Linked DNA regions of Homo sapiens: regions 2, 3 and 4 are each linked to region 1. The links are chromatin loops, found by intact Hi-C in ENCODE. Cell type or tissue: PC-3. All regions are shown on one strand. Each heading gives the region's core, and the rest is flanking DNA. Links, peaks and the distances in the headings are about the cores only.

Region 1 (7,468 bases), core at 1,194-6,193:
GGATTACAGGTGTGAGCCACCACGCCCAGCCAATTCTTAAGTCACACTTCTTCCTGGAGTACCCTAACTTGAAACTGACATGCTGAGAGTGCTGTCTGCTGACAGTCAACAGAACTGCAGGCACATGGTATCTAGGTCTCCTTTGTAGCCTTACACACATACCTATCTGTTCTTTCTTTATATCATACTATTATTTCATAATAGTATGCTATTTGTTTACTTGTACTTGCTTTTCACAATGAAGTTGATGTTGCAAATTCCAGTGTTATCTTCTGTTTCCATTGTTTTTAATAAAGAGTAAGGTTCGAAACTGGTGAGTTATTCAGTTTTTACTGACTTTAAAAGACCATTCTTGGGGCCTGCGAATAATATGCTTAGGTTTCTAGCCTTAAATTCCATGGTCCTTGCCTTGATACTAGATTCCTGCCTCTCATTCAGGCTTTCTCCACATCCTGGACTTCACTCCTGAAACAAGATTACTGGTTGTGGATCAAAATTCTTTTAACTACAAATGGAATGCTCAAGAATGCTGAGTGATTCCATATGTGTAGGTCCACATTCTAAATCTACTGGAAAGCATTTGACGTGAAAAAAAAAAAAAGACATTGCACAGGCAGGTAAGGAAATCTCATTGCAAGGTGTTCTTGTGACAGAATGGCTTAGCTTGTGAAACAATGCCATTCCAGTAGTCCTCCCCAATCCATGGTTCTGCTTTCCATGGTTTCAGTTACCCGTGGTCAACCACAGTTTGAAAATATTTAATGAAAAATTCCAGAAATAAACACCGCATAAGTTTTAAATTGCACGCCATCCTGAGTAGTGTGATAAAAATCTCACACTAACCTGCCCAGGATGTGAATCATCCCTTTGTCCAGCTTATTCACCCTGTATATTCTTCCCTCTTATTCGTTACTTTGTAGCCCTCTAGGTTATCAGATCAACTGTATCTCAGCGCTTGTGTTCAATAACCCTTATTTTACCTAATGGCCTCAAAGCGCAAGACTAGTGATGCTGATATATTGTTACAATTGTTCTATTTTATTATTAGTTTTTGTTATTAATCTCATATTGTCCCCAATATAAATTAAACTTTATCATAGGCATGTATGTATAGGAAAAAACGCAGTGTATATAGATGTTCGGTACTAGCTTTGATTTCAGGCATCCACTGTAGGTCTTGGAACACATATCCCTCGCCGCTCACAGATAAAGGGGGACTGCTGTGTACTGAACACTGTACCTAAAAAAGGACTCGTCATCTCAAACTGTAGGAATACTTGGGATAGCTGTAGAAGCAGGGAAAGTGGAAGACTTCTTTCTTCCAGTCTAAACAAAAAAGAAAATTATGCTTCTACAGACTGGATACTTTCTGTTTTTCTTTGCATTTATACGGTTGATTGGTTTCTTGAGTCTGAATGGACTATGGGAAAATTCCAGAAAGGACTTGAACTGATGATGTGATTCCCCTGAAATGGAGAACCACAACTTTATATTTAATTTTCCACTCTCAGTATAACAGCATGAATTTTTAAAAGAATGACTCAACGTTCTTTTTATAAAGAACAGGTTGCAAATATAGCACAATCAGGTCCCAGAGTGAGGCAACTTGTCATGAATTTAGTCCAAGTCTTCTGGCTCTAGGAAGTGAAAATAAGAAGGCAAACACATGGTTTACTTACATTTACTCATAACCATTCTGTGGCAAAATTATTAAATAATTTGCCCAAATAAGCAAGATGTGGTAGAACTAGGATTTGAACCAAGGTGGATCAGCTGCAGAGGCCATACTTTTAGCCTACTTCACCATTTTCCTTCTCCATACAATTTAAGAATGTGGAGATGATGAGTCATACCAGAGTTTTTGTGCCCGCGCTTGCTTCTGCCTTCCTTCAGTAGGCATTATCACCGAATATGGCTACCATTTTGTATCTGTTCTAAACAAGCACTTTGCATACATTATCTTAGTTAATTCTGTGATGTAGATATTTATTCCCCCAATTTTGAATAAGAAAACTGCAAATTGTTCAAAGTTTTTTAGAGCATAGATATCAGAACTAGAATTTAAACTCACTGGTTCTGGGATCAGTGGCTCACGCCTATAATTCCAGCACTTTGGGTGGACGAGGTGGGTGGATCACCTGAGGTCAGGAGTTTGAGACCAGCCTGGCCAACATGGTGAAACCCCGTCTCTACTAAAAATACAAAAATTAGCTGGGTGTGGTGGTGTGCACCTGTAATCCAAGCTACTTGGGAGGCTGGGACAGGAGAGTTGCTTGAACCCGAGAGGCAGAGGTTGCAGTGAGCCAAGATTGCACCATTGCACTCTAGCCTGGGTGACAAGAGCAAAACTCTGTCTTGAAAAAATAAAAATAAATAAATAAACTCACTGGTATTGACACTAGGGACTTAGCCATATCTCCAACAATGAGGACCTGGGTACTGTGAGTAAGCACCCTTTCCCCTGACACAATGGGTCTGAGAGCTCAGCACATCATTCCTTGTATGTGGGATTTGCTTTTTGATACTCATGTGAAAAAACTTCCTCTCTGACAGGAAACATGCATTACTAAAATAGAGGCTGAGGTGAGCTTCCTCCACCTGCTGTCTTCAATTCCATGTCTCTCTCTCTAGCACTCCCTCACAGTCAGTGTACATGCAGAACAATCAGTCCACTATAGAAGTGCCCAGCCTATTGACTAAAGAATGATGATATCTTTGTACAACTTGTTAATTCCTGTGAAGTACACTGAAACGCTCCCATTAACTTCTTTAATATTATCCTAAAGTTTCCTGCTGTGTCAGAATAAAGTGGTCTGGCCTGGAAACCCTCCTTTTTCATGAAGTTCAGCACACTCCGCAGTACTAAAAACAGTAATTTTAGAACTGTTTGAAAAGTCTTCTGCAAGTTATTATTACTTTAAAATATGCTGCATGTTTTGTGGATGTATAAAATACAAATAAATGCAAGTTGCAAAACCTGATTTGTAAATTTCTGATATTCACAAATTGTGTGGGAGATCCTCTAAGACTCCCTCTTCCCATCTCAATCCCAGGGTGCCTGGACACTTTCTGGCTCTCTTTCCAGAAAGAAGACAGCCTTGTACCGACAGCACCACTCGGTGGTCAGGATGGAGAACTGACCAAATCAACTTTTCTTCCCTCCCAACTTTTTTTTCAAGATGATGATGCCCTTCCAAACCCCAAACCTCTTCACCTACCCCAATTTTCCTTGGACTTTGCTACTCACAGCCAAGTTGGTTCCACCTCAGGCACTCTTTCTCAAATGTACACACATCCTTTGTTAAAAAATCTTTTTTCTTTGCCCTATCCAGTTGCTTCATAACATTTTCTCACTCTTCCAACTGCCTTTATCACATACATAAGCCTAGCAGTTGCTAGGGCCAGACAAGCCGGACTTGGCCCCAAGGCTCTGAAATGTAGAGGGGCTAACCACACTTTTTAAAAATTAAGTATTTTAAAGCTTTGTGTAAAACTGATTAGGCCATTCACCCCTCAGAAATTCTGTCCTCCTCCCAGCTCCCAGCCCCTAGTATCCAGTTGGCTCCTGCCCATAGCAGAGTCTTCTATAGCAGCCAGGGATGGAGGTGCAAAGTAAGAAAAGAAAATGGAAAGGAAAAAAGGAAGGAAGAGAGGGAGGGAGAGAGGAAGAAAGAAAAAGAATGGAGAAAAAGAAAAAGAGGGAATATTTTCGCCTGGGGGACCCCTTATGTAGCTCCCTTCCTCACTGTTTCCCATGGGTGCTGGGACTGAGAGGAAGCATAAGGGGACCCCAAAACACTCAGTAGTTAAATGCATAAAAATAATAAATAATCTTATAATGCAATATTTCTAAAACAAACTTTAAAATTAAAATAGGCTGGATGCGCTGGCTCACTCCTGTAATCCCAGCACTTTGGGAGGCTGAGGCGGGTGGATCACCTGAAGTCAGGAGTTCGAGACCAGCCTGGCCAACATGGTGAAACTCCATCTCTACTAAAAATACAAAAATTAGCTGGGCGTGGTGGCGGGCACCTGTAGTCCCAGCTACTCGGGAGGCTGAGGCAGGAGGATCGTTTGAACCTGGGAGGTGAAGGTTGCAGGGAGCTGAGATCACACCACTGCACTCCAACCTGGGCAACAGAGTGAGACTCAGTCTAAAAAAATAATAATAATTAAAATAAAAATTAATGCACAAAAATCTATGACGAGCAAAATAATCAGTATCAGAATTTTAAAAAGAGAATAGTGGTTTCCAATCAGTCCACAGGTCCCAGGTCACTGGGCTGCCAGGAGGGCCCCCCCTCCCCATCCTCCTCTCTGCCCCAGCCCCTACAGAGAGGGTTGATCTCTATGTGAGAACAGATCGACAACACAGGGCTTTATATATAGGTGTTTCCCAAATTATAGGAATTATATTAATTTTTCTACTTGATTCAATATGTGGAAGGATATTTTGATATCCATAAGTATAAAGGCACACATTGTTCCTTCTGCTTTGGGCTCCCATATGGCTGGGCAGGGTGCTGTTTCTGCTCACCAACCCCTTCTTCGCTGTGCCCCACAACTCCATGGTTTCCGTGGATCTCTCGGTCCTGGTACCCTGAAACATGCTTTTCTCTAAGCACCGATATTCATGAAAAATGACTCACTCCATACCAAGGGTTTTTTCTTCTCATTTTCTAAATTACAAAATACTGCAAAAGCATTGCTTTCAGCTAAGAACGACATCATAAATCAGTAATTGTAAGTAAGCCCAGGAACTAAACCATTATTAACCTCACTGTTTCTATGGGAAAACAATTCACTTGCAAATAAATATCTGAGGCATGATTTTTTGGTAGATGGGGGACTAATGCTTTTTAAATAAAAACGTATATAGAAATGTATGTGTTATGCATTGTAATATGAAAAAAGAAGCTCTTTAGCCCTAAACTACTGCTCTTAATTTTTAGAAAAAAAAAGAAAGAAATTTTAAAAAGAAAAAAACAAACCAACCAGGGTGCTTGTAATGCCCAGCTTGAGATCAGAATGCTAGGCCATGTCAACAGTACAGGCTTTGCCAACAACACTGAGACAAGAAAAGAAAAAGACAGGGAAGTATAACACCATTAGGCACACATTGCATAAAACTATTCAGATATAGAAGAACATTTTATTTAAATATAGATATTTACATTTTATTAAAATATTCTTGCTTTGATGTCTAATTACTTATAAGTCAATATAGGATTTATGAATGTGTCTCAACCAGTCTCAAACAGCATGTGCTTCCATTTTAAAAATAGCAAGCTAGCATCTGCTTACCTGCAGCTGGTGATTAATCATTCAGTCCACTCATTATTTTTTGGTATGAGATGAATAGAAGCATTGCTATTTAAATCATTCCTCCAAATTACCGCATGTCATCAGCAGGTCTTTGCTCTTCACTTTGGGCTTTATCTTCTTGCATGAAGTTCAGCCACATAGTAAAATACTCCCAGATGTCAATGAGGGGTGAGTGCCCCTTTTCTAAGATCTCATCCACTTAGAATCTCAGCATATATTTTTTAAAAACAATAATCTAAGTTATTCTTAACTACCTTGTTTAACTTGAGAGAGGAAATGTAATCTAATTTAGTAAGAATAAAAAATGTAACATGCACACACACACACAAACACACAATCTCTATTTTAATAGTTAAGTAGAATAAGGTACCCAGACTACGACTGTACTTTGAAAGCGCAGAAGATCTTTCTGCGGTTTATTTATTTATTTATTTATTTTTGAGACGGAGTCTTGCTCTGTCGACCAGGCTGGAGTGCAGTGGCGCTATCTCCGCTCACTGCAAGCTCCGCCTCCCGGGTTCACGCCGTTCTCCTGCCTCAGCCTCTCTGGGTAGCTGGGACTACAGGCGTCCGCCACCGCGCCCGGCTAATTTTTTGTATTTTTAGTAGAGACAGGGTTTCACCGTGTTAGCCAGGATGGTCGCGATCTCCTGACCTTGTGATCCACCCGCCTCGGCCTCCCAAAATGCTGGGATTACAGGCGTGAGCCACTGCGCCCCGCCTGCAGTTTGTTTTTTTAAATGCCTCTTTGACCATTTCTGATTAAACATCCTCAAGTTCCCCTACTTACCTATGGAATCAAGTGTCGATTCCTCAGCTTGGCTTCTAACTGCCTGACTCTATCGTGCCCTACCTACCTGTGTTCACAGGAGCCACACCAGCAGCTCCTCTTTCTAACCAACCTTCCTTGCTCATCTGGCTGAACCTTCACGTGTTTCTCATCTGACATGTTCCCCTTCCTTTGTGCCTAGCCCTCCTTCAAGTCCAGACTGAGGTGCCATGTCTGCTAAACCTTTACTTGCTTCTTTGCCCTCCCCTCCCCAACACTGACTTTCCTCAAGGCTGAGCTCTGGGTCACTGTCTGATTTGTGCAATCTTTTTTTTTTTTTTTAATTTTTTTAAAGACGTTCTCGCTCTGTCACCCAGGCTGGAGTGCAGTGGCATGATCTTGGGTCACTGCAACCTCCACCTCCTGGGTTCAAGTGATTCTCCTGCCTCAGCCTCCCGAGTAGCTGGGATTACAGGAGTGCACCACCACACCCGGCTAATTTTTGTATTTTTAGTAGAGACGGGGTTTCACCATGTTGGCCAGGCTGGTCTTGAACTCCTGACCGCAGGTGATCCACCCACTTTGGCCTCCCAAAGTGCTGGGATTACAGGAATGAGTCACTGCGCCTGATCCTGATTTGTTCATTCTAATCACTATTTTTATTGTTTTCCTCACAAGATGGTAAGTATACTGTCAGGGTATGAACTAGATCTTCTACCTCTTTTAGAGTCCTAATAAACACTTGTCAAATTAAATAAGAGTACTTATATAAATGTGAATACACCTCTCCCACACACCCACACATACACACACACAGGATGGGCCCCTGGAACCAATGTTTACTTAGTATTCATTCCGATCCCCCTCTAAGGCATATCCCTGTACCACCCTCCCATGAATCTTATCCTCAGTTTTTAATACTGGCCTTCACTGACCTTGTTATTTCATTTCTGTCATCCTCTATCATCCCTTTCTTAAACCGCACTTTTTATATTAGTCCTGAACTCTACTTAACACCTTAATTTGTCCGGGCGTGGTAGTTCACACCCGTAATCCCAGCACTTTGGGTAGGCTGAGGTGGAAGGATCACTTAAGGCCAGGAGTTCAAGACTGGTGTGGGCAACATAGGGAGACCCTGTCTCTGCAAAAAATCAAAAAATTATCTGGATATGGTGGTACCTGCCTGTGGTCCCAGCTACTCAGGAGGCTGAGGCAGGAGGATCATTTGAGCCTAGGAGTTCGAGATTGCAGTGAGCCATGGTTGCCCCACTGTACTCCAGCCTTGGTGATAGAGTGAGACCCTGTCTCAAAAAATAAAAAATAAAATAAAAACACCTTGATTCATTAGGGGTTGAAGTAGGGAGAAAGCAGAGT
Region 2 (7,468 bases), core at 1,229-6,228, 360 kb before region 1:
AATCGCTTGAACCCAGCAGGCGGAGGTTGCAGTGAGCCGAGATCGCAACACTGCACTCCAGCCTGGATGACAGAGTGAGACTCCATCTAAAAAAACAAACAAGCAAACAAACAAAAAGACTCTGAACAATGTGTATAATATGCTAAGATTTGCATATAATATCTATCTGTGTATGTATCTATCTGTATTTGCTTATATATATGCATTATACATTCTAGGAAGGGGACACAGGAAACTAGCAACTCCAGTTGTTCAAGGGAAGGGAGCTGAGCAGCTGGAAGGCATACTGTTTTCTACTTAAATTTGAAAAAAAAAACCTTCTGAATATATTTCAGATTCAAAATTTGAATTAAAGAAACTAAACCTAAATAAAATGTGATGTCACTTTTAGTCTGAGTTACAAATGCATGATTAAAACAGAGTGATGGAAACAGGTAATAATACTTGGTGAGTGAGCAAAACAAATGGAGGGACTGTAAATTCAAATCCCAGTTCTGTTATTTTGGCCAGGTTGTTTGCTCTTCCTCTGTTCATTCAGCTAATGAACATTTATTGAGTGTCTGCTGTGTGCCAGGTACCGAGATAGGCACCGGGGGCACAAAGATGAAAGATGTATTCGTAGGATGCTCACTGGCTTGTGGGGAAATGACAAGTCAGTTTGCAATGCAGCGTGATAAATGTTGTGGCAGATTATGACAGGTTTCTGCAGGGCCTCATGGGAGGTGAAGCTAAATTAGGCTGGGAAGGTTGTTTACCAGCAGACACAGTGCTAAATCTTGCAGTGAAGGGAAGGTAGAACAATTCCAAGCAGAGGAAGCAGCATGTGCTGGTTAGGGGATAGTTTGGTGCGGGGGCAGTGTGTGGACAGTGTAAATTAGACACAGGCCAGATCTTGCATGTTACAGTTCGGAGTTTAAGAAAAATTGCACATGTTATATTTTTCTATTTGTAAAATAAATACATCTTTGATGCTTGGAATTTAACCAGAGGGCCAATGGGGACACAGTAAAGAATTTCAAGCAAACCACTGATAAGACTGAGCTGTATTTAGAGCACTGGCAGCAGTGTGGTATTATAAGACTGGGAGAGGAGGAGGAAGAGTCACAAACACTTTGTGAACACAAACTACAGCATTGAAACCAACATGTGAGAGGCGCTTTCTCCGGTGGCTGAAGTACAGGTCCTGCAGTCAGGCTGTCTGCACTCAAGTCCTAACTACTACACTTGATGTCTTACAGACCATAGGAGTTACTTAACCCCTGAGCCTCAGTTTCTTCAACTGGAAACCGACAGATGCTGGACAAGTGATCTTAGGTTATCTTTTCCTTGGAAAACCTTCCAGCCATCCTGCCCTCCACTCTCATGCACAGCCCCCCTGCTGGGCATGTTACTTTTAGGACCACAGCAGGCTTTCTTAGGGAGCTGCTGGGAGGATGGAGGAGCATGTGCTGCAGGAGTCTGAAGTGCGGCCTCCAGCCTGTCTTGAGCCAGCTGCATGACCTATCATAGAACCTCAGCTTCTACACCTGTGAAATGGGAGTAATAATAAATAATTGTAGAGTTCTCAAAAGGCTTAACCAGGAAGAGACATTTGGAAATTCCATGTAACATACCATATGATACATGAATATAAATGACTAATTTCAATACTTTCTAAATGATGGAAGAAAATCAGGATCTCATTCAAAAGTTTCAACTTCAAGGTAGTATAACTTTTCCTGTGTAACAGAAAAGTCCCCTACATTGTCTTTGTTAAAGACTATGATTTTGGCCGGGCGTGGTGGCTCACGCCTGTAATCCCAGCACTTTGGGAGGCCAAGGTGGGCGGATCACGAGGTCAGGAGATCGAGACCATGCTGGCTAACATGGTAAAACCCCGTCTGTACTAAAAATATAAAAAATCAGCTGGGCATGGTGGCGGGCGCCTGTAGTCCCAGCTACTTGGGAGGCTGAGGCAGGAGAATGGCGTGAACCCGGGAGGTGGAGCTTGCAGTGAGCCGAGATCACGCCACTGAACTCTAGCCTGGGTGACAGAGCGAGACTCCATCTCAAAAAAAAAAAAAAAAAAGACCTTATGAAAAATCATAAAGTATCTTGTGTTATTAAGATAAAAAAGATTAATATATAATATCAAATCTCTGCTCCCTTCTTGGGTTCTGCAGCTAGAACAAAGAAGTACAACTAGGTACACAGGAACAGAACAGACAGACCTCATAGATCTCTGATATTGTGGGGATTTTTGGCTTTGAATCCTAGCTCCCTCTGCTGCCAGCCATGTGACTGGTCATCTCTGAGCCTCGGTTTCCTCATCTGCACAGTGGGGATCAGCACAATTACTGGGAAGGGTGACAGGAAGATTATACAAGGCTCAATATGTGAGGGGCCTGGCCCTTAGCAGGGATCAGTGAATGTTCCTTTCTCCCTTATGAATTGAGTCCTTTACAGATGTGAACATTCTTTCAAAACTATTAGTTCATGTAATTCTTGCTTCACTGTTGAGAGGCAGGTATGGAGTTCCCAGTATTATTATTATTTTTTTGAGACAGACTTTTGCTCTTGTTGCCCAGGCTGGAGTGCAGTTGTGCGATCTCAGCTCACTGCAACCTCCGCCTCCCGGGTTCAAGAGATTCTCCTGTCTCAGCCCCCTGAGTAGCTGGGACTACAGGCACATGCTACCATGCCCGGCTAATTTTTTATATTTTTAGTAGAGACGGGGTTTCACCATGTTGGCCAGGCTGGTCTCGAACTACCTGAGGTGGTGATCCACCTGCCTTGGCCTCCCAAAGTGCTGGGATTACAGGTGGGAGCCACCATGCCCTGTCAGGTCCCAGTATTATTATTTCTGTTTTATTAAAGAGAAAATGGAGTCTCAGAAGCATCACAAGGTCACTTAGTATCAGAGTGTCAGAGAAGTACCCCTTGCCCCACCCAGGGCTTCCCAACTACTAGTCTGACACTTTAATATTGATAATATTATACTTAATTCTGTTTTTTTTTTTTTTGGAAATAGAACACACTCATACATATTTTTTCCTGGGAATATTATTCAAGTGTCCTGGCACCATTAAATCTTGAGACCAGCTCGTGATCCCTCTACAACTTTCCTGCCAAGTGGTCATCAAGGCACGTTTAAATGATTGTGGAGACAAGAACTTATCTCCTAAGGCACCCTGCTCCATCTTTGGATGATGTCCTAAGCCAAGCATTATTTTCCTGTTGTATGTGAAATCCACAGGTTTCGGGGCAGCCCCCTTCTGCTTCGTGGGATGCATGTACACCTGCCCACATACGTAATGCTTGGGACTGGTCTCAAAACAGGTGGGGCAGCTCTAACTCCAGGCATGGCTGGCTGTTGTCCGTGTTCAGGCCAATTCCTCTACCTTGCATTTGAGGGCACTATATGCTAACTGTGTGGGAACTGCGAGGTGGAAGCTTATTTCTCATTCTTCAGATGTTCTGGGCATAACATACACATCCTTTGATATCAATGTGGAGTATAAGGATATTCAATTTGATATCTAGCATTAATAGGCATTATTGCTATTTTCTTCCCTACTACCATGACCTAACCCTGATAATTTAAAAAGTCCCTGAAAAAAACCTCTATCCTTATTCATTCATCAATTACCATTTCTTTTTGAAAAAACACAAATTGAGTTTTTAAAAACATGGTTCAAAAAATTTTTTTTTCTTTTTTGATTTAGAAAACAGGCTGGTCTCAGCTGGGTGCAGTGGCTCACGCTAGTAATCCCAGCACTTTGGGAGACTGAGGCAGGTGGATCACCTGAGGTCAGGAGTTTGAGACCAGCCTGGCCAACATGGTGAAACCCTGCCTTCAGTGTTGTAAAGAGGTTCTTAAAATGTGAGAAGTTCACATGCAACAAATGGAAAATGAATGAATGCTCTCCTGTAGTAACGTGAGCCTGCCTCTGCCACAACATTGTGCTATTACCTGTTTCATTGTTTATCTTCCTGTTAGATTCTAGGCTCCCTGGAAGGTCAAGGATAGAGATGATTCATCTCTGTATCCTCAGTGCCTATCACAGTGTCTGATACTCAGAGCATATTTAATATATGTTGGCTGAGGGGGCCGGGCACGGTGGCTCACGCCTGTAATCCCAGCACTTTGGGAGGCTGAGACAGGCGGATTGCGAGGTCAGGAGATGGAGACCATCCTGGCTGACATGGTGAAACCCCGTCTCTACTAAAAATACAAAAAATTAGCCTGGCATGGTGGCGGGCGCCTGTAGTCCCAGCTACTTGGGAGGCTGAGGCAGGAGAATGGCATGAACCCAGGAGGGGGAGCTTGCAGTGAGCCAAGATCGTGCCACTGCACTCCAGCCTGAGTGACAGAGAGAGACTGTCTAAAAATAAAAATATGTTGGCTGAGGGGAACCGAATGATCAGTGGGAGAGAAAGCTTTATATTGTCTCCACAGAACTTGAGTGGGACTGGAGGGAAGGGCAAAATCCTGTGGGGTCAGAAAATCTTCCTGGTGCAGATGGAATGTGTCCATAGGAATGGAATTTTCTAGAAGGAGTGCTGGATGCTTAGCTAACATGATAGGCAGTGTTTTTGATTGGACAGGGCTCAGCTGGGGGCTGCAGTGAGGCTTTATAACAGATGGTTGAGCATAGGCACTGGAACTGGGCTGCCTGACCAAATCTTGCTTCTGCCATTTACCAACTGTGTGACATTCGGTAAGTTACTTAGCCTCTCAATGCCTTAGTTTTCTCATCTGTAAAATGGAGTAATTCTACATACTTAGATTCATTTTATGAATTAAATAAATGCATGCATATACAATTTAGAACAAAGCCAGACACAGAATAAGTCCTCAGTAATGTTAGCAACTGTGATTATTTTTATCTCTTTCCATTCCCTTGTTCTGCCTTGACCTTTCTTATCACCTACCCTCATCCCCTGCAACGTGCAATGCTTCCTACATGCCCCAGGCAAAAATGAATGACATGCCCTGCGGACAGGCAGGAGATACACAAATGAATGTATAGGATGAGTTGGTTTCCACACAGCTCCAGGTGTGGAGGACAGCCTGTGTGCTCTTCTCTGTTTGAACTCATCATCTTTGTCTGTACTACCCTGAGACTGTGTCTTACTACATGGCAATCCCCAGGAATCTGGGAGCTACCACATCCATAAGGAGAAGGTCTATCTAGGGAGAGCAGTGAACACTGAACATTTCCAAGAGAAGGTCTTTGGGGCAAAGACTGGTCTGGGAGTCAGAAAGTGTACCGAGCGTGTACTTCGTGAGTCCTTTGGAAGCAGGCTGAGTTGCCATTTCTGTGAGTCTTGAGGGAGGTGGACAGGAAAGTGGGCCTTAGGGATGACAACACTTTTCCTTCTATAATACTGTGCCAAAATTGCTGGACAAAAAAAGTGTAATACAAAAGCATTGTGGATACTAAATATACAAGCAATTATTGTAAAATTCCCCACTTTGAATTCTGCGTTCTTAGATGCTCCATATTTTCTTTTTGAGACAGAGTCTCACTCTATCACCCAGGCTGGAGTGCAGTGGCGTGATCTGGGCTCACTGCAAGCTCCACCTCCCGGGTTCATGCCATTCTCCTGCCTCAGCCTCCCGAGTAGCTGGGACTACAGGTGCCCACCACCACACCCGGCTAATTTTTTGTATTTTTAGTAGAGATGGGGTTTCACCGTGTTAGCCAGGCTGGTCTCGATCTCCTGACCTCGTGATCTGCCCGCCTTGGCCTCCCAAAGTGCTGGGATTACAGGCGTGAGTCACTTTCTTATCTCATTTCCTTAGCAGCTATCACCTTTGAACATGCTACACACTCTGCTTGTGTATTAGGTCTGTTGTCTGTTACCTGTACTATCCTGGAGCAGGGTAGGGATCTTGGTCTGTTTTGTTTACTGATGTATCCCAAATGCCCAGAAACTGCCAAACACATAGTAGATAGCAGGTGCTCAAATATTGGTTAATGAATGGTGACTGTGATGATATTTCCTCCCAGAAAGTACGATTCATAATTCTCTCAGCCCTAAGTGAAGAACTAAACTGTTGCTAAGAATAAAAGGGATAGTTTCACCAGATAAGTCATGGAGTATGGCAGTATTTTTTGAATACTCGTAACAAATATCTTTTCTTTTGACGTCCAGAATCATTCTTCTTTCTTGTAGTTTTTTTTTTCTATAGAGATGGGGTCTCACTATGTTGCCCAGGCTGGGTTGCAGTGGCTATTCACAGGTGTAATCATACCACACTACATCCTTGAACTGCTGGACTCAAGCGATCCTCCCACCTCAATCTCCTGAGTAGCTGAAATTCCTTCTTATAGTTTTCAGTACCCCATTTTCCTCTGTCAGACATCCTTTCTCTTCCCATTTTCAGTCCCTGTGGCTCCAGGGTGGGCCAATGGCATTTCATTTGGGTATGGATAAGTGACCCACATTTGGTTTATATTCAGTACCGGAATGACCTGGGAAATAGAAGCTGGTGGCCAACTTGCCACCCTTGGGGAAGAGCCTATCTAAGAGGAAGCCCCGAAAAGCAGAGCCCAGTCATGGACAGAGACAGATTTTGGGCAAATGCATGACTCTTAATCAAAGCCCCACCTTGTAGAATTGGGATTGGGGCAGCCCAGGGAATTCGGAGGGTGACCCTCATGACCTCCAAAGGCCCTGCCAGTCTATAGCACTAGATAGAGCCACCATCATGCACTCCGCAAGTATTTGGTTTCTTCTGCCCCATTCCTGTCTTTCTCAGTCATTTCTTATCAAAGGCCTGGAATATTTCCTCAAGGGTACTATGAAGGATCTGAGATCCTTCCATGCCAGGCCTGGCTGTGTTCCTGGTCAGTTTCTTTCACTCCATGGCTATTTATTTCCAGTTCAGTAAGCTCTGAGGAGGGCAAAGAATGGGTAGGAAAGGGGCCCTAAACCAGAGAGTGTGCGATGAAAAGGATGGGCCAATTCATGGAGCATTTAATGAGCACCTTCCATGTGTCGGGCACTGTGTTCGATGCTGGGGTGGGAGGGAGTATTGCAAAGATGGACAAATGCCACCCTCACTATAGAAACCCTCAGAACCCTTAACTTGAAATGAAGCTGAGCTTGTGAGATCAATGAACTCTTAGAGAACAGAAAGCAAGGCCAGATATCCAGAAAGGAATTTGCAGTTGACGTCTAAATAGTTAACTCAAGAATCAGTCTTCTCTATAGTAGTAATATCAACTCTACCAAGTGACAGTGGTAAAACAGTAACAATTATTTTAGCTACTGTCAAGATAAAATGAATTATATTTGACTGTTTTATGAGGTGGTTTAAAGTTACTCTTTCTCCTCTCTGTTCCCTGTCCCCCACCACCCAAACCAGACACCCGACTGATTTGTCCCCGATGGCTGGCTGTGATTACTGTCCTAATTTGTTCTTTCTTCATCTGCTACAAACTGCCTATTTTCTGTCCCTTCTGATAATGCAGGAGCT
Region 3 (7,468 bases), core at 877-5,876, 260 kb before region 1:
CAAATCAGAGTAATTGGTGTATCCATCACCTCAGTCATTTATCATTTCTTTGTATTAGGAACATTCTAATTCCTCTTTTAGTTATTTTGAAATATACAGAACATTATTGTTAACTATAGTACACTATTGTGCTACGGAACACTGGATTTTACTCCTTCTATCTAAGTGTATTTTTGTACCTATTAACCATCCTCTCCGTAACCCCCTCTCTTCACTACCATTTCCAGCCTCTAGTGGCCATTGTTCTATTCTCTATCTCCATGGGTTTGATTTCTTTTTTTTTTTTAGCTTCCACATATGAGTAAAAACATGTACCTGGCTTATTTCACTCAACATAATGTCCTTCAGTTCCATCCGGGTTGTTGCAAATAAGAGGATTTCATTCTTTATTATGGCTGAATATTATTCCATTGTGTCTATACACCATGTTTTAAAAGTCCATTCACCTGTTGACGGAAACAGGTTTGATTCCGTATCTTGGCTATTGTGAATAGTGCCGCAATAAACATGGCAGTATCTCTTCAATATACTGATTTGCTTTCATCTGGAAATATATCCAGCAGTGGAGTTGCTGGATCATATTGTAGTTTTATTTTTAGTTCTTTGAGAAATGTCTATACTGTTCTCCATAGTGGCTGTATTATTGTTAACCATATTTACATTCCCACTGACAGTATATGAGGGTTCCCCTTTCTCCACACCCTCATCAGCTTTTGTTATTGCCTGTCTTTTGGATAAAAGCCATTTTAACTGGGGTGGGATGATATCTCATTGTAGTTTTAATTTGCATTTCTCTGATAATTAGTGAAGTTGAGCATTTTTTTGTATCTCTGTTGGCCATTTGTATGTCTTCTTTTGAGAAATGTCTATTCAGATCTTTTGACCATTTTGATTGGATTATTAGATTTTTTCCTATAGAGTTGAGTTCTCTATATATTCTGGTTATTAATATCTTGTCAGATGGGTAGTTTGTGAATATTTTCTCCCATTCTGTGGGTTGTCTCTTCACTTTGTTGATTGTTTCCTTTGCTGTGCAGAAGCTTTTTTTTGAGATGGAGTCTCACTCTGTCGCCCAGGCTGGAGTACAATGGCTTGATTTCGTCTCACTGCACCCTCTGCCTGCTGGGTTCAAGCAATTCTCCTGCCTCAGCCTCCCAAGTAGCTGGGATTACAGGCACCTACCACCACGCCCAGCTAATTTTTGTATTTTTAGTAGAGACAGGGTTTCATGATGTTGGTCAGGCTGGTCTTGAACTCCTGACCTCAGGTGATCCACCCGCTTTGGCCTCCCAAAGTGCTGGGATTACAGGCGTGAGCCACCACACCTGTCCTGGAAGCTTTTTAGCTTGATGTGATTCCATTTGTTGATTTCTGCTTTGGTTGCCTGTGGTTTGAGGTCTTACTCAAGATATCTTTTCCCAGACCAAAGTCCTGGAGTCGTTCCCCAATGTTTTTTTCTAGTAGATTCATAGTCTTTAATCCATTTTGATTTGATTTTTGTATATGGTGATATATAGGGGTCTAGTTTCATTCCTCTGCATATGGATATCCAGTTTTCCCAGCACCATTTATTGAAGAGCATGTGGTTTCCCCAATGTATGTTCTTGGCACCTTTGCTGAAAATAAGTTGTTTATAAATGTGTGGATGTATTTCTGGGTTCTCTATTCGGTTGGTCTACATGTATGTTTTTATGTCAGTACCATGCTGTTTCAGTTACCATAGCTTTTTAGTATAATATGAAGTCAGGTAATGTGATGTCTGCAGCTTTGTTCTTTTTTCCTCAGAATTGCTTTGGCTATTCCATCTTTTATGGTTTCATATAAATTTTAGGATTTTTTTTTCTATTTCTGTGAAGAATGTCATTGATATTTTGATAGAGATTGCATTGAATCTGCAGTTTACTTTGAGTAGTATGGACATTTCTATTATTTATTTATTTTCTTAGAGCCAGGGTCTTGCTCTGTCACCCAGGCTGGAGTGCAGTGGCATGATCTTAGCTCACTGCAGCCTCCACCTCCTGGGCTCAAGCAACCCTCCCACCTCAGCCTCCCGAGTAGCTGGGACTACAGGCAACTGCAACTGTACCCAGCTAGTATGGACATTTTAAAATTATTGATTCTTCTAATCGATGAACATTGAATATTTTCCCATTTTTTGTGTGTCTTCTTTGATTTCTTTCATCAATGTTTTATAGTTTTTATTGTAGAGCTCTTTCACTCTTTAGTTAAGTTTATTCCTAGGTATCTTATTTGTAGCTATTGTGAATGGGACTACTTTTTAAATTTCTTTTTCAGATTGTTTGCTGTTGGCATATAGAAATGCTACTATTCTTGTATGTTGATTTTGTATCCTGCAATTTCACTGAACTTGTCAGCTGTAGTTATTTTTTGTGGAGTCTTTGGGTTTTTCTAAACATAAGATCGTATCTCCTGCAAACAAGGATAATTTGACTTCTTCTTGTCCAATCAGGATGTCCTTTATTTCTTTCTCTTGTCTGATTGCTCTGGCTGGATTTCACTAACTCTTTAGGGTGGAGAAAGAGATGTATTAGAGCTCCTTGTATATTCTTCAGAGTCACATTCCATACAAGAATATAGCATACGGATGGCAGCCAAGATTCCTATCATGTACCAAGTTCAATCAGTTGGTAGTGACTGCCTAGAAGACTTGATTGGGCATAATTCTGCAGACTCCTGGCTTAGCAAAGAAGAGCTCCATGGATGTTCAGTGATGTCTTCCATAGGCAAGGGAGGGAGAGTGAATTGTGTTACCTATACTGATCTTTGCCAACTCAATATTGTAAACTGTATGGAATTCTCTTTACAGGGTGTGGATTTAATCATTCTTAACAATTCCTTTTGGCATCAACCTAAAGCCAAAAGTTAAAGAACTATGCCACTGATTATTATACTAACTCTAGTTCCTCAATTCCAAGATGCCATGTATTTTAGGTACACTACTGATTTAATAACAGGTTTTAAGGGGGTAAAAACCACTATAATAAATATGAACACTAAAAATAATATTTATCCATATATTCTTTTTCAGCATCTCATTCAGTGTTTGATAATAAACCTCTTTCAGGTGTAGTCTGTGGATTCTTCTGAATCATCTGTAACCATTGGCAGTTGTGCATAGCATCATGGGAATCATCTGTAACCATTGGCAGTTGTGCATAGCATCATGGGAATCATCTGAAACTATTGGCAGTTGTGCATAGCATCATGGGAATCATCTGTAACCATTGGCAGTTGTGCATAGCATCATGGGAATCATCTGTAACCATTGGCAGTTGTGCATAGCATCATGGAGATTCTCTACTTTCCAATCGTGGGCTGGTGATGTTGACCTCCTTAGCAAATGTAGGCTAGGCAGTCTAATTTTTAGCCATATTGTGGAACACCAGGGTTTCATTTGTATTTCCTGTTTGGTTAAACTCATAGTTTTGTCCTTCCCTTAATTAAATTATTCTTTTCTATAGGGTAAAACCTTCTTCCCAAAGTCACCCAGAAGCTTCTGAAAGATGTTTGGAACCTGAGGGTGACTTTTCAATGAATGAGCCGATCACACCAAACTCCTGTAACTTTAAAAATTCTGCTATTTCTCCTGAGATATCTGTCAATTTTTATTGTATATAATTACAGTGCCCATAGTGTAGACTGGCAGTCCTTTTCCTGTGTCCTCTGAAGTGCTTGTCTGATGTTTCGCTGAAAGACATGAAAGTGTAGTCATGCCTTCAGCAATAAATATTTGCTTCACTTATTGTAAATATGCCTCGCTAAGTTCTCCCACAGGCAGACAGTAACAACTCCTTCTCAACTCACTCTCCTGCCAGCAGGTGGCAAATTTCTTTTGACATAAATTATAAGCTGCACTCCAATTTTAGAAATGTTAAAATGTGAGCAAATAAGAGTCTGAGAATAAAGGGAATAAAGCAGATATCTAAATGAGGTAAACTCTGAGGATTCAGATCAAGATTCCAGTGCCCAGAGTAAGAAGATGAGGTGAGCAGCCTCCACCCCCACCTCAGACCCATTCCAGAATAGTCTTCAAGGTTTCATTGTATCTGAGTGTGCTGCATATATACACACACAATATGAAGTAGAAAGTAATGCAAGATAGAAAGCATGAAGCTGTGTAAGAGAGGGACAAGAAAATACCTTGGGAATTCAGAGAGGGATAGAGCACTTCGGTTGGTATAAATCAGGACAGAGGAGTAGGTGGCTTTCAGGAGGATGTTGAAGAAACAGGTACTGAATGGGGCCGTGCGAAGAGAACAGCACCCCGTGGTGGCCATGAAAAGGCACCCCTCAGATCTCTAATTTTGAGGAGTGTAATTGATAGAGGGTTCTAGCTGCTATGCTCTGAGTTGATCACCACATTTTTCTGGAGGCTAAGGTTCTCACAGGCTGCTCCCAGCCAATGACTGCGTATGACAGATGCTATGGTAGCCAGGCTCCATTTTGGGAGATGCTGCAGATATGGGACTCTTCTGATGGGTGACTGGCTCAAGAACTCCCGATATCCTTGAGGAACTTTCTTAGAACTGCACAGCAGTCTGAGACACTTCCATCCAACCTTCCTTCCCTCTCTCCTATGCCCAAGGCGGACCTGTGCCCAGTCTCATGGTTCTCCTGGCTCCTTCCTCATCTTCCTTCACAGGTGTTTTCCTCAAGAAATCTCTTGCACACCTAATCCTGTCTTGGCATCCGCTTCTTGGAGGACCCAGACGGACACACAATACTTGTGGGGATGCCAAATCTACCGTTTTATCTGCTTTATTATTTCCCACCCTTTTCCCAATTACCACTTTTTTTTTAGAAGTTGGCATTATTGGATAGTTTCCAGAATAAGAGACATTTTAGGCAATAAGAAGTGCATATAGGAAAGTCTCATTTTTTTCTTTTTAGTCTAATTATTCTTTGAAGTTTTTTAAAAAATAGTGTATTTTATTAGTAGGGCCCTTTTGATTACAAATGACAGAAACTTAATGCAGGCCATATTAGAGAAAAAGGGTTAGTGATGATTGATGATGATGCTGATGATGACACTGAGTTGCATCTCAGGAACAGTAGGATCAGGGACCTGGGTGGCATTAGTGTTATTGCTGCTTCTTATTTCTGAGGCCCATAAGATGGCCATGGATGGCATCCAGACTCATCTGACAGCCTGGGGACCTAAAGAGAGACTGATTTCTTTTCATTTTTTTTTTTTAAACAGGGTCTCATTCTGTCACCCAGCTGGAATGCAGAGGAGCAATCAGACCTCACTGCAGCCTCAAACTCCTGGGCTCGAGTGATCCCCCTATCTCAGCCTCCTGGGTAGCTGGGACCAATGGTATGTGTGCCACCATGCTCAGCTAATTAAAAAAATTTTTTTTTGAGAGATAGGGTTTTACTACATTGTCCAGGCTGGTCTTGAACTCCTGGCCTCAAGCAATCCTCCCACCTCATCCTCCCAAAGGATGTGCTGGGAATACAGGTGTGAGCCACTGTGCCTAGCCTGACTTCTTTTCAATTCCAGTAATTTTCAGGGGAAGCCCAACTTGGTCTAGTTTGGATCAGCCACTTAACCTCACATCAACTGTAATCTGGGGGACTGCTCAGAGGAAGCAACTGTGATGATTTGTCCATGTTATACCAACATGGTAGGGTTCGTGGCTACCAGGTGCATTGTGGCTGGAGGAGGGAGGAAGGAAGGTTGCTAAGATGACCACTTCATATTTACACTACACAGAAGATGTCTACAGTGTCACTGCTGCACATCCATGTATAAACACCCAGACGCCACTCTTCTGCAGAGAGCTTGACAGCCTCTCAGCAAGAGACTGGAAGTGGGATGAGCTCATGCAGGGCACACAGCTCTTGGATTTGATTCGTATAGATTCTCAGGGCTTCATCAAGAGGCTTCAGCTGCATCAGGGTTTGCAACTGCAAAGTTACTAGAAACCCTCTTGTACTTGCCCCAAATAATCAGATTTGTGTGACTGTAGTTTCAGCCTATTAGTTCTCTGCCAGAAGGAACCTGCATGGTATAGATTTGGGGTTAGGAAACCTGAGTTCTTATCTTGGTTATGTTTTAACTAGCTATGTGCCACTTAGTCTCTCTGCATTGAAATTTCTCTTCAAATCTTCAACTGGGGAATTAGACAAATAAAGGTCATTCCCAGCTCAGAGATCCTACGACTCAATAATTGTCAGTTGTAAAGAATCTGTTGGGCATTTCTTAGGCTTACTGCTACATTCTTACTTGAAACTTATTTTCCTTCCCTCCCTTCCTTCCTTCCTTCTCTCCTTCCTTCCTTCTTTCTTCCTTTTTTCCCTGCATCTCTCCCTTCCTTCTTTCTCTTTTCCCTCTCTTTCTCTCCTTTCTTCCCTTCTTTCCCCCTAACAAACAGATATTGAACAAGTGGTATATGCCAGGCACTGTGCTATGATTTGGACATAAAATAGAAACAAAACCCAGTTCCAGCTCTCAGAAAGCACAGAATCCACTGGGGTAGCAGACATATAAACGGATCATTAAAATATTACATGATAACGCTTGGTCAGTTTTTTCTTGCACCAATCATGAGTTTTTTCTTTCCTGTAATTATGTATTGGCATTTCTGCAGAAAGTGGCATCTTGTAGTTCTTGAAAGATGCAATTTTTTGTATCTTTGATGTATATTGGATGCAATTAGTTTTGATTGTCACAGCCATCCTATCAAGAAAACTCAAACAATTTTTGAAGCTCGTGCATTCATTCATTTAACAAATTTTTTTTGAGCATCTAATATGTGCCAGGCTCTGTGCTGGGGGCCTGGATGGGGTGACAGACAATAAACAAACAAAGAAAAAAGGTATATAAGTTGTAGTAAGTTCCAAAAAGGAATTGAATAGGGAACTTAGCCGAAGAATGATGGAGATGGAGAGGTACCTAATTAAATAGTGGAGTCAGTGGAATCTTCTCTGAGATGGGAACATTTCAGCTTAAACCATAGAGAGAGAAAGCCTGCTGGGCTATGCGCGTGGAGTGGGTAGGAATAGCATTCCCAGATTGAGGCCCGAGGTAAGAGAGTGCTTGGCTCACCACCTGAAAGATGGCCAGTGTGACTTGGGGACACCAGCAAGGAGGAAGAAGGTAAGGGGTGAAGGTGGGAGTGGGTAGAGGCCAGATCAGGTGGGGCCTGTATGTCAGTGTAAGGGGTTCTCCATGGGGGGCCCTCACAAGTTCTGAAGCAGCACAGTTGATTGGATTTGCGCTTTTGAAAGGTGGCTCTCAGGCTGGGCATGGTGGCTCTCGCCCGTAATCCCAGCACTTTGGGAGGCCAAGGCAGGTGGATCACTTGAGGTCCAGAGTTTGACACCAGCCTGGCCAACATGGTGAAAACCTGTCTCTACTAAAAATTAGCCAGGTGTGGTGGTGCATGCCTGTAATCTCAGCTACTCAGGAGGCTGAGGCAGAAGAATCGCTTGAACCTGGGAG
Region 4 (7,468 bases), core at 1,448-6,447, 380 kb before region 1:
TTTATTGCAGAAAAATTGGAAAACACAAAAAAAATCATAAAGAAGAAACAAAACCCCCACAGTCAACTCATAACTACTAGAATGACTAAAATTAAAGACTGACTGTACTGAGATTTGACAAGGATGTGGAGGAACTGGAACTCTCATCTACTGCTGTTTGGAATGTAAAATGGTACAACCACTAAGGAAAATAATTTGGCAGTTTTTAAAAAAGTTAAATATATACCTGCCGTACCATCCAACTATCCTACCCCTAGGTATTTTACCCAAGATAAATGAAAGAAATGAAAGCATAAATCCATACAAAGACTTGTACACAGATGTTCACAGCAGTTTTATTTGTAATGGTCAAAACTGAAACAGCTCAAATGTCCATCAACAGATAAACAGATAAACTGGTGTATATATACAATACAATACAACTCAGCAGTAAAAGGGAATGAACTATTGATATACCTGGCAATATGGATGAATCTCAAAATAATTATGTTGAGTGAAAGAAATCATACGAAAAAGTACATATGGCTGGCTGGGTGTGGGGGCTCATGCCTGTAATCTCAGCACTTTTGGGGGGCTGAGGCAAGCAGATCATCTGAGGTTGGGAGTTCGAGACCAGCCTGACCAACACGGAGAAACCCCATCTCTAGTAAAAATACAAAATTAGCTGGGCGTGGTGGTGCAAGCCTGTAATCCCAGCTACTCGGGAGGCTGAGGCAGAATGGCTTGAACCCGGGAGGTGGAGGTTGCAGTGAACTGAGATCGCGCCATTGCACTTCAGCCTGGGCAACAAGGGTGAAACTCCATTTCAAAAAAAAAAAAAAAAAAAAAAAGAATAAAGAAAAAAAAGTACATATGGCATGATTCCATTTATATAAAATTCTAGAAAATGCAAACTAATCTATAGTGACAGAAAACACATCAGTTGTTGTCTGGGGATGAAGGAGGCTGGAATAGGGGAGGTATGAGGAAACTTTTGGGAGTGATGAATATTGTATTTCGATTGTGGTGACGGTTTCATGGGAATTGTACAATTTGAAAAGGTCTAATTTATTGTATGTCAATTATCCCTTGATAAAGCTGCTTTAAAAAAGTAGCAAGAGATATGTTAATACAAGGAAAGTGCCTAAACCAGTGCCAGCACACGGTAAAAACAAACAAGAACCAAAAAAATCTCACCATGCTCTCTCACTCTACCCATATACAACTACTGCAAATATTTTGGTGTATTTGCTTTCATGTATATCTAATGAATATCATATTTCCATATAATTGATTAGTGTATATTCAATTTTAATCTACTTTTATATTACAACTTTCCCATATAATTAAATATTCTTAATTTTTTTTTTTATTCTTAGAGACAGGGTCTCGCTCTGTTGCTCAGGGTGGAGTGCAGTGGCATGATCACAGCTCACTGTAACTTTGAACTCCCGGGCTCAAGGGACCTCCCACCTCAGCCTCCTGAATAGCTGAGGCTACAGGTGTACACCACCACACCCAGCTAATGTTTTAAAATTTTTCTTTTTGTAGAGACAGGGTCTTGTCATGTTGCTCAGGCAGGTCTCAAACTCTTGGCCTCAAGCAATTCTCCTGCCTCAACTTCCCAAAGTGTTGACATGACAGGCATAAGCTGCCACGCCTGGCCTAAATGTTCTTAAAAATGATTTTAGGCTAGATGTGGTAGCTTATGTGTATAATCCCAGGACTTTGGGAGGCTGAGGCAGGCAGATCGCTTGAGCACAGGAGTTTGAGACCAACCTGGGCAGCATGGTGAGATCCTGTCTCTACAAAAAATAGAAAAATCAGCTGGGCATGGTGGCATAAGCCTGTCATCCCAGCTACTCAGGGGGCTGAGGTGGGAGGATCGCTTGAGCTTGGGAGATCGAAGCTGCCGTGAGCTGTGATGGCACCACTGCACTCCAGCCTGAAAGACAGAGTGGGACCCTGTCTCAAAAAAAATTTTTAATTGCAGCACAGTATGTTATCGTATGAATGTACCATAAGTGACTTAACCAAACATGTAATTTTAAAAATTCATATCGCTTCTATTTTTTATAACCATAAAGAACTTTGCATAGAATATCCTTGAAAGGAATTTTTATTTTGTTTTGTTTCTGAGACAGTCTCGCTCTGTCGCCCAGGCTGGAGTGCAGTGGTGCGATCTCGGCTCACTACAACCTCTACCTCCTGGGTTCAACCGATTCTCATCCCTCAGCCTCCTGAGCAGCAGGGGTTACACGCATGCACCATCATGCCCAGCTAATTTTTTGTATTTTTAGTAGAGACTGGGTTTTGCTATGTTGGCCAGGCTGGTCTTAAACCCTGGCCTCGAGTGATCCACCCGCCTTGGCCTCCCAAAGTATTGGGATTACAGGTGTGAACCACAGCATCTGGTCAGGAATGTTTTGATTATTAAAAAATTTACTCTTTGTTCATATTTCTGATTAAAGGATGTACAGTCTATTTTTTGTGGGTTTAGCAGTTTATCAGGATTTATAAGTGTCATTTTAAAAACAGTCGATTTAAGCCATGTAGAAATACATATGAAAAAGTCTGCAAAACAAAACATACTTTAAACATGTTTAAGTAGATAGATTATCTGAAATTCTGGATTTTTCAGTCACTTCATTGTTATGCAGCCAAGCAATTCTTTTTTTTTTTTTTTTTTTGGAGGAGTTTCACTCTTTTGGCCTAGGCTGGACTGCAATGTCGCGATCTCGGCTCTCCGCAACCTCCGCCTCCCGGGTTCAAGTGATTCTCCTGCCTCAGCCTCCCGAATAGCTGGGATTATAGGCATGCACCACCATGCCCGGCTAATTTTGTATTTTTAATAGAGATGGGGTTTCTCCATGTTGGTCAGGCTGGTCTTGAACTCCCGACCTCAGGTGATCTTCCCACCTTAGCCTCCCAAAGTGCTGAGATTACAGGCATGAGCCACCGCGCCCACCCGGCTGGCAGCCAAGTAATCTTAACTTCAGTTGGAGTAAGCCCCCTAAATCCAGCTTCGTTGAAGATTCCAACTTCTATGTTATCCTCTCATTTGGCCTTCAAAGCTTTCCTTTAGGGTTAACATGGCTGTATGAATGGCATCTTCAAGTTCCAGATCTTCATTTTATCTTTTCTCAAGGGAAGTTTCCCCATTCACATAGTTCTTTCCCACTGCTGTGGCTTTCCAGGCCAAGTAAGCTCCAGATGGATCTGACTGAAATAAATATGGTTGTCCCTCATTCCAACCACAAACAAGTAAAGAAACTCCAAATGGACAAACACCACCTGACTGAGTATATTCTTGCATTACAGAAGCTACTCTCCGCACTAGCTGAGCTGTGGGAATGGGCACTTGGTACACAAGATAGTATTGTTGAGCTAGTTTCGAGCTGTGTGCACAAGCACTTTGTTATCTGGGCCCACGCCACTGTACACCAAACCTATGTGCTTGGTAATTGGTTCCACTTTGTCTACACTTCGCTCATCATACAGAATGAATTTCTGTTTTTTCTCGGTTGCTAATACCACACCATTTGCCGCTTTAATTCCCACTGACAGGGCTCCTCCAGCTACAGCAGCCAAAGCATATTCAATCCGGACAAGTTTATCAGACGGGCTGAATGTAGTCAGCGAAAAGCCGTACCGCGCTCCGCCATCTTTACCCGAAGAGCCAAAGCACAAGTATGTACAGTTTTTAAGTCACAATGCCTACTGCCAAATTGTTCCCTAGAAAATTTGTACCAATTTGAATCAGATAGACACAGATGCTGGTCTAAGGGAGCTTACATTCCAGTGGGGAAGATGAATATTAAAACAAAACCAACCTCAAAACACAAAACTGTTTTTGAAAGGAAGACTCTAATATTCAATTAGTGCCTTTCTCTCTTGAGAAGTAGATTCTTGCATGAATTAATTTATTTCTTCTCAGTTTTATTTGAAGATGTTATACTTTTAAAGAAAGATTTGAAAAGAAAAAGTTCACCCATTATTCCATTGGCATCATTCCCTTAATACTACAGTTAATCTGTTTTTCAATGTTATTTTGTGGTTTCCCCGCCCAGGAGCTTCTTTGCAACTTTGGTTTTCTTCTACTTCTACTCAGGTTCAGGGAGGTGTCCACTGTCTCTCAAATCAACCACCAGACTTTAGAGGGGCACAAGATTGTTAACGCGCAAAGGTGGTTGAGGAATTGGAAAGGTTGACTGGGGCTGCACCTTGGAATTTATTTTGTCTTGGATAATATGTAACATTAACAGAGAGCAGAAGCTGATTAAAGTATCTTGGTGCCAAAGGGTAGTTCTGTGAGTATTTCTTTCCTTAACATGACTGGCGCGAAAAAACTCTCACTGAAGACTTTCACTGCTCTTCTCAACTATTTTGAACTCTGGGACAGGGCATGATAGAACCAGCAGAGGGCGTATTTGTATTGACCAAAAGCTGAGGTTGTACATTGGTGAAACTTCCATTGTGATTAGAATTGAAACCTTCCCAGTTTTGGGATGTGGGCCATAGAAGGGTGATTTTTTTTTTCTCTTAGTAAAATAACCTGATATTTAGGAAGTATTGGAACAAACGAAGTCAGTGCTTTGAATAACTTACAACTTTTAAGTACTTTTTAAAAGTCTATAAAATATCTTAAGCGTTCACAGTATAGGAAAAATACTGTATACTCATTGCCACTTAGTTTTGTAAAATTTTAACATTTTGCCATATTTGAGTCATGCATTTCTTTCTTTCTTTCTTTCTTTTTCTGAGACAGAGTCTCACTCTGTTGCCCAGGATGGAGTGCAATGGCACCATCTCAGCTCACTGCAACCTCCACCTCCTAGGTTCAAGCAATTCTCCTGCCTCAGCCTCCCAAGTAGCTGGGATTACAGGTGTACGCCACCATGCTCAGCTTATTTTTGTATTTTTACTACAGACAGGGTTTCACCATGTTGGCCAGGCTGGTCTCAAATTCCTGAACTCAAGTGATCTGCCTGCCTTGGCCTCCCAAAGTGCTGGGATTACAGGCATGAGCCACTGTGCCCAGCCTAAGTCATGCATTTTCTAAAGAAATCAAACATTTAAGACACAGTCCAAGACTTCATTTATCACATGCTACTATGGTGTGAATGTTATCGTCTCCTTCAAAATTTGTGTGTTGGAAACTCAATCAATATTCAATGCAGCAGTGTTGGGAGGTGGGGCTTAATAAAAAGTGTTTAGGTCATGGAGGGCTCCATCCTCATGAATGGATTAATGCTGCTATAAAAAGGGTTTGTGGGCTGGGCACAGTGATGCACACCTGTAGTCTCAGCTACTCGGGACACTGAGGCTGTGGATAGTGTGAGTCCAGGAATTCAGGTTGAGCCTGGGCAACATAGAGAGACCCCATCTCTAAAAAAAGAAAAAGGGCTTGTGGGAATGAGTTCCCTCTCTTTTGCCTTTTTGCCTCCCACCACGTGAGGACACAGTAAGAAACCTGCATCTTGATCTTGGGCTTCTCAGCCTCCAGAACTGTGGGAGACTGTTCTGTTCTTCATAAATTACCCAATCTCAGGCATTCTGTTATAGCATCACAAAATGGATTAAGACACATATAATCCCATTTCCCTCTCCCTCCCAGAGGTAATCAGTCTCTTCAATTTGATATTCATCAATCCTCATATATATTTTTATATCTGTATTACATATACATGCACATGTAAACAATATATAGTATTTTTTACAAATTAAAACTTTACATAAATGATATTATTTATGTAACTTGTTCAACTTGCCTTATTTTGCTTAATAAGGCAAAAAACCCTTAATAAGTCTTTTGGGATTAACCCATATTAATACATGTAATTTTATTTTCAGCTATCATATAGTATTCCGTTGTATAAATATGTGACCATTTAAAAATCCATTTTACTATTGGTGGCCATTTTGATTATTTCCAATTGTTTATGATTATTAATAATGTTTCAATGAACCTTTTTAGGTGAGTCACTGTTCATACATGCTTTCTCTAAAGGATACCTGGGAATGAACTTGTTGGGATGCAGGATATATGCATCTTCAATTTATTGAATATTTTCAAATTGCTCTAAATTACTAAAACTTTATATCCTCATTAATAGTGTTTATAGACTTTTAAACTTTTGCTGGTCTGATATATATGAAATGATATCTTTTTGTTTTAACTGGGATTTTCCTGATTAGTAAGGAGAACTTTTTTTTCTCTATGGCCATTTATTTGTGTTTCTTCTTCTGTTAGTTGCCTGTTCACATCATTTGCTCATTTTTCCTTTGGGTTGATTGTCTTTTTCTTTCCCTATTTGTAGAGGGAAGAAATGCTGCTGCATTTTGGTTACTAATGCTTTGTTGGTTACATGCATTGCAGGTATCTCCTTCTAATCTGCAATTTGGCTTTTAACTTCATGTTGTCTTGTTGAAAACTTCAAACTTTAATATAGTCAGATTCATTGGCGGGGCACAGTGGCTCACACCTGTAATCCCAGCACTTTGGGAGGCCAAGGCAGGCTGATCACTTGAGTTCAGGAATTTGAGACCAGCCTGGCCAACATGGTGAAACCCTGTCTCTACTAAAAATACAAAAATTAGCCGGGCCTGGTGGCACACACCTGTAATCCCAGCTACTTGGAAGGCTGAGGCAGCAGAATCGCTTGAACCCAGGGGACAGAGGTTGCAGTGAGCCAAGATCATGCCATTGCACTTTCTGGGCAATAGAGCGAGACTCCGTCCCAAAAAAAAAAAAAAGATTTATCAATAATTTTCTTTATGGTTTGTGTTATGAATAATAGGTAAAAAGTTTTTTCCTTTCCAAAATTCATAAAAATATTCTGCTATATTTTCCTCTAAAAGTTAAATTTTGCTTTTTGACATTAAGCTCCTGAATACACCTGATATTTTGTGAGGTGAGAATTTTAAAATTGCATAACCAGTTGTCTCAAAATTATATAGTGAATAATAGATCATCCTTTCTCCACTATTTCCCTTTATAATGCCATTGCCATATATCAAGTTTCCATATGTGGGCACATTTATTTCTGGATTCTCTATTCTCTTCTGTCTGTCTCTAAGCCAATAGCACACAGTTTTATTTTTTACAGCTTTAAAATAAGTTTTTATATTTGTCAGGGCAAACTTCCACTTTATTTTTTTTCAAAATTATACTGGCTAATATCTTAGTCTGTTCAGGCTGCTATAACAAAATACCATAAACTGGGTAGCTTAGAAACAACAGAAATTTATTTCTTGTGGGTCTAGAGGCTGGAAAGTTCAAGATCAAGGTGCTGGAACATTCAGTGTCTGGGGACATTCAGTGTCTGGGGAAGTCTCACTTTCTGGTTCATGGAGGGCACCTTCTTTTGTGTCCTCACATGATAAAAGGGGCAAGATAGCTCTCTGGGGCCTCTTTTGTAAAGGCACTAATCTCATTTATGAGGGCTCTGCCCTCATGACTTAATCACCTCCCAGAGGCCCAACCTCC

What was found. Peaks named below come from ENCODE experiments on the same cell type or tissue, not always from the same donor. Only the 100,000 strongest peaks of a DNase experiment are listed, where the experiment ranks them.
Region 2: it touches region 1 in a loop (5-fold over the local background); 7 of 110 quality-filtered maps call a loop at or near these places.
Region 3: a loop joins it to region 1, with 16 times the contacts of the local background. A loop is called at or near these places in 12 of 110 quality-filtered maps.
Region 4: a loop joins it to region 1, with 14 times the contacts of the local background. A loop is called at or near these places in 82 of 110 quality-filtered maps.

What each region holds. Positions count from the first base shown.
Region 1 is chr2:201,791,724-201,799,191 of GRCh38, reverse strand. No RefSeq gene overlaps it. Among named protein-coding and RNA genes, the nearest start is that of CDK15, 11 kb to the left of the region's middle. In PC-3, for the core only: CTCF peaks have their summits at 2,914 and 3,119; a DNase peak (open chromatin) is centred at 1,551; H3K4me3 peaks cover 262 bases; H3K27ac peaks cover 1,729 bases.
Region 2 is chr2:202,154,914-202,162,381 of GRCh38, reverse strand. All of the region lies in intron 14 of KIAA2012, which reads right to left. Among named protein-coding and RNA genes, the nearest start is that of KIAA2012-AS1, 42 kb to the right of the region's middle. In PC-3, for the core only: a CTCF peak has its summit at 3,403; no DNase peak of the experiment used is centred there.
Region 3 is chr2:202,053,182-202,060,649 of GRCh38, reverse strand. LOC124906114 (a long non-coding RNA gene) reads left to right here and starts at 5,305. Exons shown (of 2, transcript XR_007088053.1): 1 at 5,305-5,338. In PC-3, for the core only: a CTCF peak has its summit at 3,839 (motif pointing right); no DNase peak of the experiment used is centred there; H3K27me3 peaks cover 494 bases.
Region 4 is chr2:202,175,471-202,182,938 of GRCh38, reverse strand. The region is part of intron 15 of KIAA2012; the gene reads right to left. It also overlaps the pseudogene PSMA2P3. Among named protein-coding and RNA genes, the nearest start is that of SUMO1, 59 kb to the left of the region's middle. In PC-3, for the core only: CTCF peaks have their summits at 4,190 and 4,393 (motif pointing right); a DNase peak (open chromatin) is centred at 4,388.